2 separate regions of the Mus musculus genome follow, and region 2 is linked to region 1. Evidence: chromatin contacts called from ENCODE Hi-C or POLR2A ChIA-PET data. All regions are on one chromosome and are shown on one strand. The core of a region is the stretch at or near the end of the contact, and the rest is flanking DNA. Distances in the headings are between cores, read along the strand shown.

Region 1 (6,195 bases), core at 485-2,984:
TGAGACCTGAGCCTCTCAAGCGGCCACTTAGGGCCGGACAGGTACGTGACCTGCGCGGTGTAACTGGCGCGCTACTCGCGACGCTGCGCGAGCCTGGGACCCTAAGTCCCGGGCCGCTGTGCCGTGCGCGTTCTAGCCCGGCAAGGAGGTCGCTACGAGTCCGGCGCCGGCGCTGGCGCACAGGGGATGGCGGGCGGAGCCCGGGAGGGCGCGGAGGACTGTAGCTCCTTTACTGGCTTTGCTGGCTGGGTAAGAACCAGGGCTCAGGGCGACCACAGGTGGCAACAACTCCCAGTTCAAGGAGGCCTGGTGTGTTCAGGGGATGGGATCTTCAGGGAAGTGACCCTTAATGACCCTAAGGCACCCCGGAGCTGTAGTGACTGCATTGAGGACTGGAGGGAGCACCCATAAACCCCCAAGGGGGAGCATTCCTGTGTTCCTGTCGGAAAACTAAAGATTAACTTTGCTGGCCGAGCCACAATTAGTCAAGCACAAAACATCTAGAGAATTACTCATTTCCTGGAGTTGAACTGTCCAGTTTCCAGCTTTCCTTTCGAAAAGTTGGTTCTCTCTCTCTCTCTCTCTCTCTCTCTCTCTCTCTCTCTCTCTCTCCCTCCCTCTCTCTCTCTCTCTCTCTCTCTCTCTCTCTTTTGGTGGACAAGTTCGCTGGAAGTAAATTCAAGGAGTCTAATTAAATCCTCCGGGTTCAGGTAACCTTCGAAAAAAAATTTTTTAACAGTAAAAGGGGTGGGGCCAGAAGGGAGTGTCATATGTCAGGCCTTGACCAATAGGGATGATCTAAAATTTAAAACCTAAGAAGAGATTTTAGATAAAAGGTCGACCTCCTAGTTTACAAAAGGTTCTGAACAAAGCAGAAAGCTCAGCTCTCTGGTATCACAAACAAGCTTGGTTTGTAAGCAAATTATTTTTTTATTTTATTTTTTGGTATTCTGAGACAGGACTCTATTCTCTATACAGCCCTGGCTCTCCTTAAACTCACTGTGTAGCCCAGGCTGCCCTAGACTGTGCAGAGATCCACCTGTGTCTGCCTCCTGATTGGATTACTAGGATTAGAGAGTATGTCGCTATTAGTCACTGTTCCTGGGAGTCCACCAGAGATAACCACGTAGCCAAAGTTCATAGCCTATTGAAAGTCTTTATTCCAACCAGCTGGGATGACACTTAGGTACTGTGTGTATTCAGTGACCAATGTCCAGAGCACAGGGTTTCTGAAGGCAGAGACCTCACTTGGCAGCTGGAGCGGGGGGGGGGAGTGGGGGGGGGGTGGGGGGTGGGGGGCGGGGTGGGGCGCGGAGGTGGAGGCTTTGGGTAAGCAAGCGATTTGACCGCTAAAATCTTCTCTCAGCAGCCGACCCCACCCCCGCCCGCCCCCAAAGCTGGGCGTACACCACCACACTCAGCTTCAATGGATTTTTCCAGAAGTTTTATGTTGTACATTGTTTTTGATGACATTTAATTCTTTAGCAAGTCACCACTTGCTAACCTAGTTTCCCAAGCTGCGAGAAACCCGGGTGGGGGGTGGGTGGGTGGGAAGTGGGGTGTTTCCTTCCTTCAGAGAAGTAGCATGGGGGGCGGGATTTGGGGTATGTGCGGTCTTTGGGGTTTTCTTTCTTTTTTTTTTTTTTTTTTTTTTTTTTGAGCCTTGACTGGTCAGTTTCGCCCCTAGAGGCGGAAGTTGGCTTCCTCTCTGGCTTCCTGTAACTTTCCTCCGCCCTCTTGTTAGGATTGTGGAATTCAGCAATGGCCTCGATTCAGTTTTGGTGAAATGGCGGCCATTCTCATCTTCTCGGAGCCCTTCTCTTTGCTCACACTCGCGATTCTGCCCCCGCAAGAGTACTCTGGGGACGTCCTTATCGCTGGGAGAGAGCGGTCGCATCTCATTCCTGAACCTGTTGGGCTCGCTGGGCGCGTCACCTGGCTAGCAGCTTGGGCCAGCTCCGCAGGCTAACTTTCCTGGACGCCTACTGAAGAGTCTGCTCCTCTCTGTGTTCTTTCCAGTGTCTCGTTCGATCCAGTTTTCTGGTGGTCTCCAGCGAAGACAGGCGACAAAGCCGTTGTTGAGTGGGATGGGCCGGCGACCGCCCGGTGTGAGTAATCCCAGAACCCCTCCTATTCTTGCAGTTCCCAAAGGGACTTGGGAAGTTGGAGAGCTGACTCCTGATTAATGTAGGAAAGTGTTCGTTTCCTATCTTCCACTCTTGGTTCCTTCTGTGCTTTTTGGGGATCCACTCACAGCACCTCCAGACTTGTGGCACATTCAAATCCAAGTCTTTCTTGAAGAGAGCCAAAGACTTATTAAATTAAACTTGTTACTGGACTCAAATGCCTCCTTGTTAATTTAGTGTGTGACTCTGGATGGCGTGAAATTTCGAACAAGGTACTTGGGTGTTTTTTGTTTGTTTCTATAATCCCAGCGTAGAGGCTGCCTGGACAAAGCTCAAGGACAGCTTATCCTGGCAAGAAGCCTGCTGGCCAAGAGTGAGGCAGTGAGGGTTTGGCCCAGGGCCTTCCTATACTCAAAGCATTATTTCTCTTAAATCTCAGAAACAAGAAGCACTACCTGTGTTATGACGCCCTAGCTGACCTTCACCTCTGGGAAGACTTGACACCCCACCTGGGGCAGCTGTCTTGCTCCTTACTAAGGATTTTACTTCTTATTTTGCATTGCATTTTAATATCCAAAACCTTTCAGGCAAGTTATAATATAAATAAAATATACCTGCAAAGTAAATACAGACACTGCCCCCACCTCCCACGAGTCCATTCCCTAGCGACAGCCAGAGGTGGCTGGTTCTAGTCACATACATTGGTGTACTCAAATACAGTCTTTTGGTTGCCTTTAAAAAAATTGGGAATCTTCCCTTGGCCCCAGCCATCCAGCTCCTTTTCGTATTCTTTCTCCAAACAGTCTTTCAGAACAGATGTTTGTGGTGTTGTTTTTCTGTTTCCATCCTAGTTTCCCCTCCTTCCCCATCTTGTGCAGTGGCCACTTGGATTTGTTTCATTGGCTCTTTTTTTTTCTTTCTTTCTCCTCCCTCTTCAATTCTTAGCTTTGGGGAACAATTTCTTCCTTTGTGTCACTATTGAAAGAAAAAGACTGTGTGTGTGTGTGTGTCTGTCTGTCTGTGTGCCCTTGTCTTTCTAGGTAAAATTGAACTCTTTCTGCTCTTTGTACCTTATTCTATATTTATGCTCATTCGATGATCTGTACTCATAGCCACTTTTTCTTTGTCCATTTAATGCCAGAAAACAACAACAACAACAACAACAACAAAGACAACAACAACAAATCTTAGCTTCATTATTTTCCTCTTTCTGGGGTTTCTTTGGTTGAACACATTGAAAGAATTAAGTTCTGCCAACTCGGTATCAGATTTACCACTTATTCGAGACTGTGTTCTGCATTGAACTCTTCAGTTGAAGAAGACTGTGGTATCTTCTGATTTTTTTGTTTGTTTTTTGTTTTTTTTTCGAGACAGGGTTTCTCTGTGTAGGCCTGGCTGTCCTGGAACTCACTCTGTAGACCAGGCTGGCCTCAAACTCAGAAATCCGCCTGCCTCTGCCTCCCAAGTGCTGGGACTAAAGGCGTGCGCCACCACACCCGGCTGTATCTTCTGATTTTGAAGACAGCACTTCACTATAGCCCAGGCTGGTTTGCAACTCACCACGCAGCACAGATTGGCCTTGAATTCTCCAAATCCTCCTCAGCTTCCCAAGCGCGAAGATTACTGACATGAGCTCCTGCACCCAGGTCTTTCACAGTTTTTGATCTACATTTAATACCTCAGTTTTTATTTACTTATTTGTTTATTTGATGTATGTGAATAAAATGTAGCTGTCTTCAGACACACCAGAAGAGGGCATTAGATCCCATTACAGATGGTTGTGAGCCACCATGTGGTTGCTGGGAATTGAACTCAGGACCTCTAGAAGAAGAGCAGTCAGTGCTCTTAACCGATGAGCCATCTCTCCAGCCCACCTCAGTTTTTCAGTGTGATTGAAAACTCCACTTGCTTTAACTACTTTCAAGGTTTAGTGTGCTTTGAAGTAAGTGACTTCCTTCAAAGATCTTGTTTTACAAGTGGGAACCAGAGCTTCATGGACCTGTGAAATGTTCCATGTTTAAAAGTCCCCCTTTGCCTTATATTTCTGTGATCTTTTAAAAAATACTTTTTTTCTCTTGTAGCTTTAGTTTTTGGTTTTGTTTGAGACTGAGTCTCCTGGAGCCTGGGCCAACCTTGAACTCCTGGTCCTCTCTGTTACCTTAGTTATGGGTACACACTGCCATGCTTGACTGAAAAGCATTTTTTAAAAGTTAGATCTTTGTTTAAAAGGTAGGCACTTTACAGATATCTTGCTCAAACACCTCTAGGTGTTACGGAGGGGGTCCATCAAAGTCCCTGATGGAAATGAAAGTGTATGCATTTCTCTGCTGACTGACACTCCTACCCCCTTTTAATTAGGAAACACAAAAGTAGTAACAAGTTACATACAGAACCATGGCTGAGTGACTACTGAAACCTGAACAAAAGTTTTATGCTTGACTTATGCCCTGCTTAAACCCCAAGGCCATACTATTTTAATCTGACAGATAGTTAAGGGTGTGCTTAAAGGCCTAGGGAACCTATTAAAATGTTGTGGTGGGAACAGGGGGTTTTATATATATAGCACAAGGCTTTACCCTGGAGAAATGATGCAATTGCTCTCTGCCCAGGCTTTCCACAAACAAGCTGGCCACCATTCAGCCTAAATGTGGAATCAGTCTCGTTAACCATGGTTGCTTTCAGGAATGTCAAAGAATCGTTCAGGACCAGATAGGCGAGAAGTCAGGACTACCAAGGGGGATCAGAAGAAGCAGATGGACACTTTGTTACTTTATTTCCTCAAGTTGTCCGTTTCAGAGTCTTTCCTCCCCCACCCCTCACAGTTCCACTGTTTATCATCAAAAGCAGGGAGGGCAGGAAGCTTGAGCGACCACAGACAAGCGTTGCTTCCTGGCTTGCTCCAGAGTTTCTTACGACAAAGAGAACTTTTTATAATTAGAAAAACTTCTCTATATATTGAAAGGCATGTTTAGAAGCTCCATATGGTGATCATATGTACAGCTTTGGTCTTTGAACTGAGCTTTTGTGTAACTGGACAAGTGTATTTGCCTGGTTGAAATTTTAACTCAAGCCAAGCCAAGCTTCAAATGTCATAAATGCTGAGCTGTGTTCTCTTAGTCATTTAGAGTTGTTTCTTGGCTCACCTTTTTTTTTTTTTTTTTTTTTTAACTTTGTTTGTTTTCTTTCCCAGACAGGGTTTCTCTGTGTAGCCCTGGCTGTCCTAGAACTCACTCTTTAGACCAGGCTGGCCTCGAACTCAGAAATCCACCTGCCTCTGCCTGCTGAGCACTGGAATCAAAGGTGTGTGCCACCAGCTCTCAAATTTATTTTCTTTTTCCAAGACAGGATCAGTATCTACCCCAGCCCAAGCTGGCCTTGAATTTGCCCTTCTGCCTCAGCCGTGCAAGCGCTCTGCCTGAGTTAGACTATGATGAGAGACAAACCCTCACCTTCGGTCAGCTGTGTGTGGTAGGCCCTAGGTGCCTGCCAGGCTCAGGCCTCAAGAGCTCTTGAGCAGGTGACATATGACTATCCAGTTGCAGCAGATAGGCACACAGAGAATGTCCGTTTGTCCCTTTGCAGCCTACACTGAAGCAAGGTGGAACTGGTGGCATGAGAGGCATCACCCTTGGAACCTGGACATAGACAGAGCTCAGCTGTTCTACACTGAATGAAGTAATGACAGGGCTGATAGGAGGGATTATGGGTATCAGAGGCTGGGTATGACCCCAGGAAGAGTCTCCTGTGAGCTGGGAAGACCTCATCTTAATGGGCAAACAGTGTTTCCAGCCCAACGCTAGCCTTTTAGGAAAAGGGCCAACTGATTGTCAATACATTTTGATTAAAAACTAAATAAATAAATAAAAATAAAAATGTATCCTCGGCGCTCACTCTCAATAAGCTGTCATTTCTTAAACTCTTAAAATTTATGTGCCAGAGTGTTCGTTCACCCAACCTCAAACCCAAGTTTCTACATATGTGATTGTCCCAGAAGAGACTCAAAAGTGCCGAAAAACAATTTTATTGTTGTTGTTTTGAGATAGTCTCTCTGCATAGCCCCGACTGTCCT
Region 2 (5,818 bases), core at 2,578-5,077, 130 kb before region 1:
TATTTCTAAATTTTCATTTAACTCTAAGACAATATAGCTTTCTGACACATGAGAAAAATAAGATGAATAAATAAATATCTTTTAATTAATTAGTATAGGACTAATTTGTAAAAAGAAATTGCTTGACTTATGGAAAGTGGTTAACTGCCAAGAAGAAACTAATTCAAACCAAAACATTCAGCACATTTTTATTTTTGGCAACTTCAACTTCTGGCTAGAAAACTACTCTAGCTATGACATTAAATACAAACAGTTTATTGAGCTATAAAATCCTGGTAGATTTGGCAGCTGGTTCACTCAGCTAAAGCTGCTGTTACTGGCTCACACCCTCAAGTGACAGGAGCTGAGTTAGATCAAAGGTTCTAAAGTGAAGTTCAGATGTAAAGCAAGTCATTCAGGGTCCTCCCTCCAAACGCACCTACCTCCTTCACATTCCACCTTTAAGATTAAAGCGAAGTTCAGATAAAAAAATATCTCTGTGTGTCCTTTTTTACGAACTAAAAAGCTTCCTGGACTATTTTAAAATCTCTTTCTGCATAGAGGAATCTCAAAATTAGATCCAACTCTTTCATCAGTAGTGTGCATGTGTGGTTGTGTGCACGTGGTGTGGCTGCTGTGTAGGGGTGAACATATGTGCAGGTGTATATTATATAAAGGCCAGAGGTTGATTCGGTGTCTTCCTCATGCACTCTGCACTTTTATATACACTGAGGTATGTTCAGCTGAATCCAAAGCTTGCCAATGTGACTAGGCCAACTCGTCAGCTTGCACCGGTGGGTCCCCAACTCTGCCTCGCTAAGTGCTGGGATTATGGAATGGCCATCAATGCCCATCTGGCATATATGTTGGTCCTGGGGATCCAAATTCTTGCATAGCAGGTGCTATACCTGCTAAGCCATCTCCCTAACCCCTCAAAGCCCCCTCCTTTTAAAAACAATTATATTATGGCAAGCATAAGGAACAGACCTAGAAAAAGGACAAGCTCATCAGAAGACTGTGGCAGCAATGAGCTCCATTACAGTAGGTGTAAACCACCTTCATAGATTTCTGTGCCAGCCCTCACTGGAATCCACTATACTACATTTTAGACACTAAGAAATATTCAGTTCCTATAGTGAGAAAAGTATATAGTCTACAGAAATATATAGGGGAAAATATTCCGGAGGCGGGGAAAAGCAACAAGCAATGAAGCACGCACACACACACACACACACACAATCTGTTCTGGCATTAAAAGAACAACAAAATATTATTTTTGTTGACAGTACAACTTGGTTGAGGTTTCTGCCCATATCATTTAAAAAAAATGTTTCATGGAAAGCAGTTAACTTTAACTATGTAGTACTTTTTTTTCTATAATAAAGCTCAGTCAGACTGAAAATCATTCTAGACCTTAATATATTACAATAAGAAGTAAAAATTGTGAACTACCAGCAGTGAAACAAATCAATACTAGCTATTAAGAAAGACTTTAAGGACTGGCTGTGGTGGTGCACCAGTACTCAGGAGGCAAGGTGCGTGGATATCTATGAATTCAAGGACAGCCCACTCTACATAGTGACTGTCTGGAGAGAAAGAGGAGGGGGGAGGAGGGGGGGGAGGGGAGGGGAGGGGAGGGGGAGAGAGAGAGAGATTGATTAAAGATTATATTAAGAAGCAAAACATTCAAGAACCATTTTGAAACAAGCAAAAATATTTCCTTACAATTAGTGTGTCAAATCACTTACAAATAGTTTTGACACTGAAATCTTTCAAAAGACAGAATCTCTATGATTTATAAATAATCATCCAGATCCTATTAGAAGCCAATTTGGGACTGTTTTTTAAACTCTTTGGTAATTCCCTACTCAAGTGTTCAATTTATGGCATTCTACAATGACACCTACTGGCCACTGAAAATCAACCATTAGTTCTCTCAAACAGAGTGGGCTGGTTACATAAGAGAGACACAGAAACACACATGCTCTCTCTTAAATCAAACTACCTAAAGGCAAATATTTGTTTTCAATATGTAAACACCGTATTTTTTGTATGTAAAGCACTATAGAATTTCACCTAAAGCAAAATGTAAGCTTTCTTTGTGACCAAAATACCATTATTCTTGTAAAAAGATAAAAGACAAGCAATAAAACACCAGTATCATTTAAATTTTTTTATTTAAAGCACTGACAAATACCTCAGTGTGCTGGACATTTCAAAACAAATACTAATGACCCATTTCTACTCAAACAATATTTTGAGAGAAAAATTCTAGCTTTATATGTATATGCATAAATGTTTATGTATATGTATGTTTATGTTATGTATATGTATAAATATTTATGTATAAATGATCAATAGTAGAAAAAGATTACATCTTAGAAAGTTTTTCTAACATGTAGTTAAATAACAAGCCCAGAAAGACAATATACTTCCTGGATACATTTGTCCTCATCGTCTAACTTGACGGCAGCATCTCAGGCCTCTTACATTTTAATAATTTATAGTGCTACTTTTTAAAGATATTTTTCCAATGAGTTATAAAAGTGCCCTTCCACAATATTCGCCGACAGGGATTTGTTTAGGACTGTATTTCACCATTCAAACCGTGGATTTAAAAGACTTTTCAAAACAAAATAGTTTTAAATTTGTACATAAATTTTATCTATGTCCATGACATTCAACGAACTTATTTTTTTAAGCCTAAGGCATAACTCACAACTAGCTTCCTAGACTTAACAAGGGAAATCACTTAAAAGTTGACACTCCTCTGCTAAGATTCCCAACTTATTTTCACAGTCCTTAACACTGGGGGCGAGTTGTCTACCAATTTACTGTTCATTTTCTAATCTACATTTATCTTCGTCTATAGATTTAAAAGGCTCTCCACTTTTCTGAAGGTTAAAGCCGCAAAGCAAATTCCTGTACTACAAAACACGAATCTGACAACATTCCTCTAAAGCTAACATCGTGTTGTCTCGCAACCAAAGTCCATATTTGGGATAAGCGCTTCGTGACTACTCTTGCCTTCACGCTGTCCTCCTCCTACAGACCCTGCCTCGGTAGAGAGAACGCTGGAGCCAACAAGAACAAAGTGCTCAGATACATCAATGGGTTGCAGAGCTCTTCTTCTACCAGGGTCAGTCGAGTTACTTGGAAAAATAACTGCCATGGGTTACATAATGTACAACCACCAATTTCTAGAGCTGACCACCAATAAATATCTTTCTTCTCCGCACCTCTCCCCATCCCAGCAAACGGCCCTAAGAACACCTAGGATTTCACGCAGGTGTCTGCAATACCACGTCCTTCTCTTACCTGAGGCTTCTTGCAAGACATCCCTTCAGCCCTCACTACCTGTGTCTTGCTCCCGCCTCCTTCCCGCCTCAGCCCGCGCCACCGACACCCTAACGCCCTTGCTAGGGCCCCAAGTTGCCCCACAACACTCATCCCCAAGCCGCCTCGGCAGACGCCTTCTCCTCACGACCCTCCCGAGCTTGCTCCCAGGTCTGCAGGGCTTCGGATCCAACAGTCCTGCTGCCTTCCCACTTCACCTTCGTCAGCTCCCGACTACGGCGTCCGAAGCCGGAGGAGAAATTCCTCTTCACCCGGCACCGTGCGCCCCCCCCCCCGCAACCCCCCCAAGACAGCACCGCCGCCTACCTGTCACCCCGCAGCCTCAGGCTTCCTACCGCCACCGCCACCGCCACCGCCTCCCGCAGCAGCCTGCCAACTGCAGCATAACAACCAGCCTTCTCATTGAGTGGGCCCACGCGCTTAATAACAACCGCTCTCATTGGCTGCGCTATGACTTTGGCCCGCCTCTCGGTGCTCCGCCTAAAGATTCCGTCCTGGAGCAAGACAAACACGGCTTTATCGTCCTTCTCCTCAATATCTTCTACCTCAAGCAGACTCCAGCTGCAAAGTGTGGGAAATAATCTCTACTTCCAGGCTCCTTCATGTCATCTCTACGTTGTCTGGGAGCCTTGCGCCAGTACCGGAACGTTTACCATCTCCCCCATTTTCCTGTCGTAAGAAACTAGAGGAAACAACGTCCGTTTCCGGTTGTCTCCGGCTGTAAGGTTGAATATTGAGTGTCCCGGGAGGTCAGATTGCTGTCAGGTAATTTAGGGAGCTGGTGGGAGACTTCTGGATTACGCATAATCTAAACTTTATCCAGGGAATGCAGAAGTGGAGAGGGCTGAAGGGATCCGATAAGACCGGGAGAAGATCCGGGATCTAGCTAGGGAGCGCCGCTGCAAGGTTCTTGCTGGGCTGTGTTGAGGCGGATGAAGGATGTCTTGAGAATTACGATGGTTGTTAAATCCCAGAGATGTTTTAAACCGCCGCTACCAGATGCAATGTACTCCTCGCCTCCTGGCTTTTTGGGTTGTATTTGAATAGGGTAAAGAACAGCTCAGACCCGAAAATACTTAAAACTAGAAGAAATAATTGCAACGGTTGCTTCACAAGCTTGTATTTTAAGTACGGTTTCCCAAATATAAGTGTTTACGACACAGTGCTTAAGTGAAAAAGAGCAAGTCACAAAATCAAGACTACTGCATAATCCTAGGATTAAGGATTGGATACTAAAGTAATAGCAGTTCATTTGTATTTTCCCATATTTTAATGGTCATCTCAGTTTTTAAATGAGGGAAATTTGAGATACACCCTTGAAAATCCCTGATAAACTGTAAAATTATATGTAATGGATGTAACATTCTTCTTCCTTAGGGAAAGCAAGTCAACATTTCCCCAGTGCTAGATAGAACAAGCCATCGTTAGTGAAGGTTGATCATCACCAAACTTTTGAGTTCACTTCTGACATAGGCAGATAGCATTTAAATTTTCCATAATTATGTGTTCATTCATGGTTGAATCCTTTTTTTTTTCTGTTCTTAAACGGACAGTTCTAAAGGTGAAATAATTTCCTGTTGTTGAGCCCTCAGTGCAGTAGAACTCGCTCATTCTGTGGAAGAGGAGAGAACCAGTTGGATTAGGTTGCCCTCTGACCTCTGCATGAACATCCACACACACACACACACCACACATGACTTTAAAGAAATACTCTTAAAAATAGGAGCCCAGCATGATGCACAGGCTTGTACTCCTGGCAGTTGGGAGACAGAGACAGAAGGAGTAAGAGTTCAAAGTTTCCCTGGCTACATACCAAGTTTGAGGTGAGACTGAGCTTTGTGAGACTGTCTCAAGTAAATAAACAATATTCTTGTAAGATAGGGGTGGCTCATACCCCAGTGATACAGTAATGTGTGCTTTATTTGGAAAAAAAAATCTAATAAACATATTCAATGTCATGCACATTCAGGAATTTCTCTTAAGAGATAACATCCAGTAGAAATGCAATGGAAGCCATATATGTAAAATTAAAATTTCTAGTAGACAGTAAAAGTAAAAAACAAATTCATCTAACCCAGTATGTTAAACATATTTAAGCCTGAAGCCTGGTGTGGTTGCCTTTAATCCTAGCACTTGGGAGGTAGAGGCAGGTGAGTCTCAGAGTTCAACACTAGTCTAGTATACAGAGCAAGTTCCCGGACAGGGCTACACAGAGAAACCTTCTCTTGAATAAATATGTATATTTATATATACTATTAATGAATTATTCTACATTTCATGCTGTCAAAAATGTATGTACTTTATATATGCAGTATATATGTATATGTGTATATATATATGTGTATATATATATATATATATATATATATATATATATACACACACATATATTGTTTTCATAAATATAAATACTTGGTCTGTATTTGTATTTTTAGGTTGAAAAACTACACTTGAAAAAAGTATTCATACACCCAGATAAGTC

Evidence for each region. Hi-C counts contacts between places; a loop is a spot of excess contacts on that map. ChIA-PET counts read pairs that join two places held with the same protein, here RNA polymerase II (POLR2A).
Region 2: a map of heart shows a loop between it and region 1 (2.9-fold over the local background). The contact joins the promoter of Ndufb3 here to the promoter of Cflar in region 1. A Hi-C loop is called at or near these places in 1 of 37 maps with a recorded cell type or tissue (heart). POLR2A ChIA-PET finds 5 or more read pairs at or near these places in 1 of 5 experiments (Patski).

Annotation. Positions count from the first base shown.
Region 1 is chr1:58,711,552-58,717,746 of GRCm38, forward strand. It overlaps Cflar (CASP8 and FADD-like apoptosis regulator), which reads left to right and starts at 1,735. Exons shown (of 10, transcript NM_207653.6): 1 at 1,735-2,108.
Region 2 is chr1:58,582,570-58,588,387 of GRCm38, forward strand. Ndufb3 (NADH:ubiquinone oxidoreductase subunit B3) reads left to right here and starts at 3,828. Exons shown (of 3, transcript NM_025597.3): 1 at 3,828-4,101. Fam126b (family with sequence similarity 126, member B) reads right to left here and starts at 3,764. Exons shown (of 13, transcript NM_001310598.1): 1 at 3,643-3,764.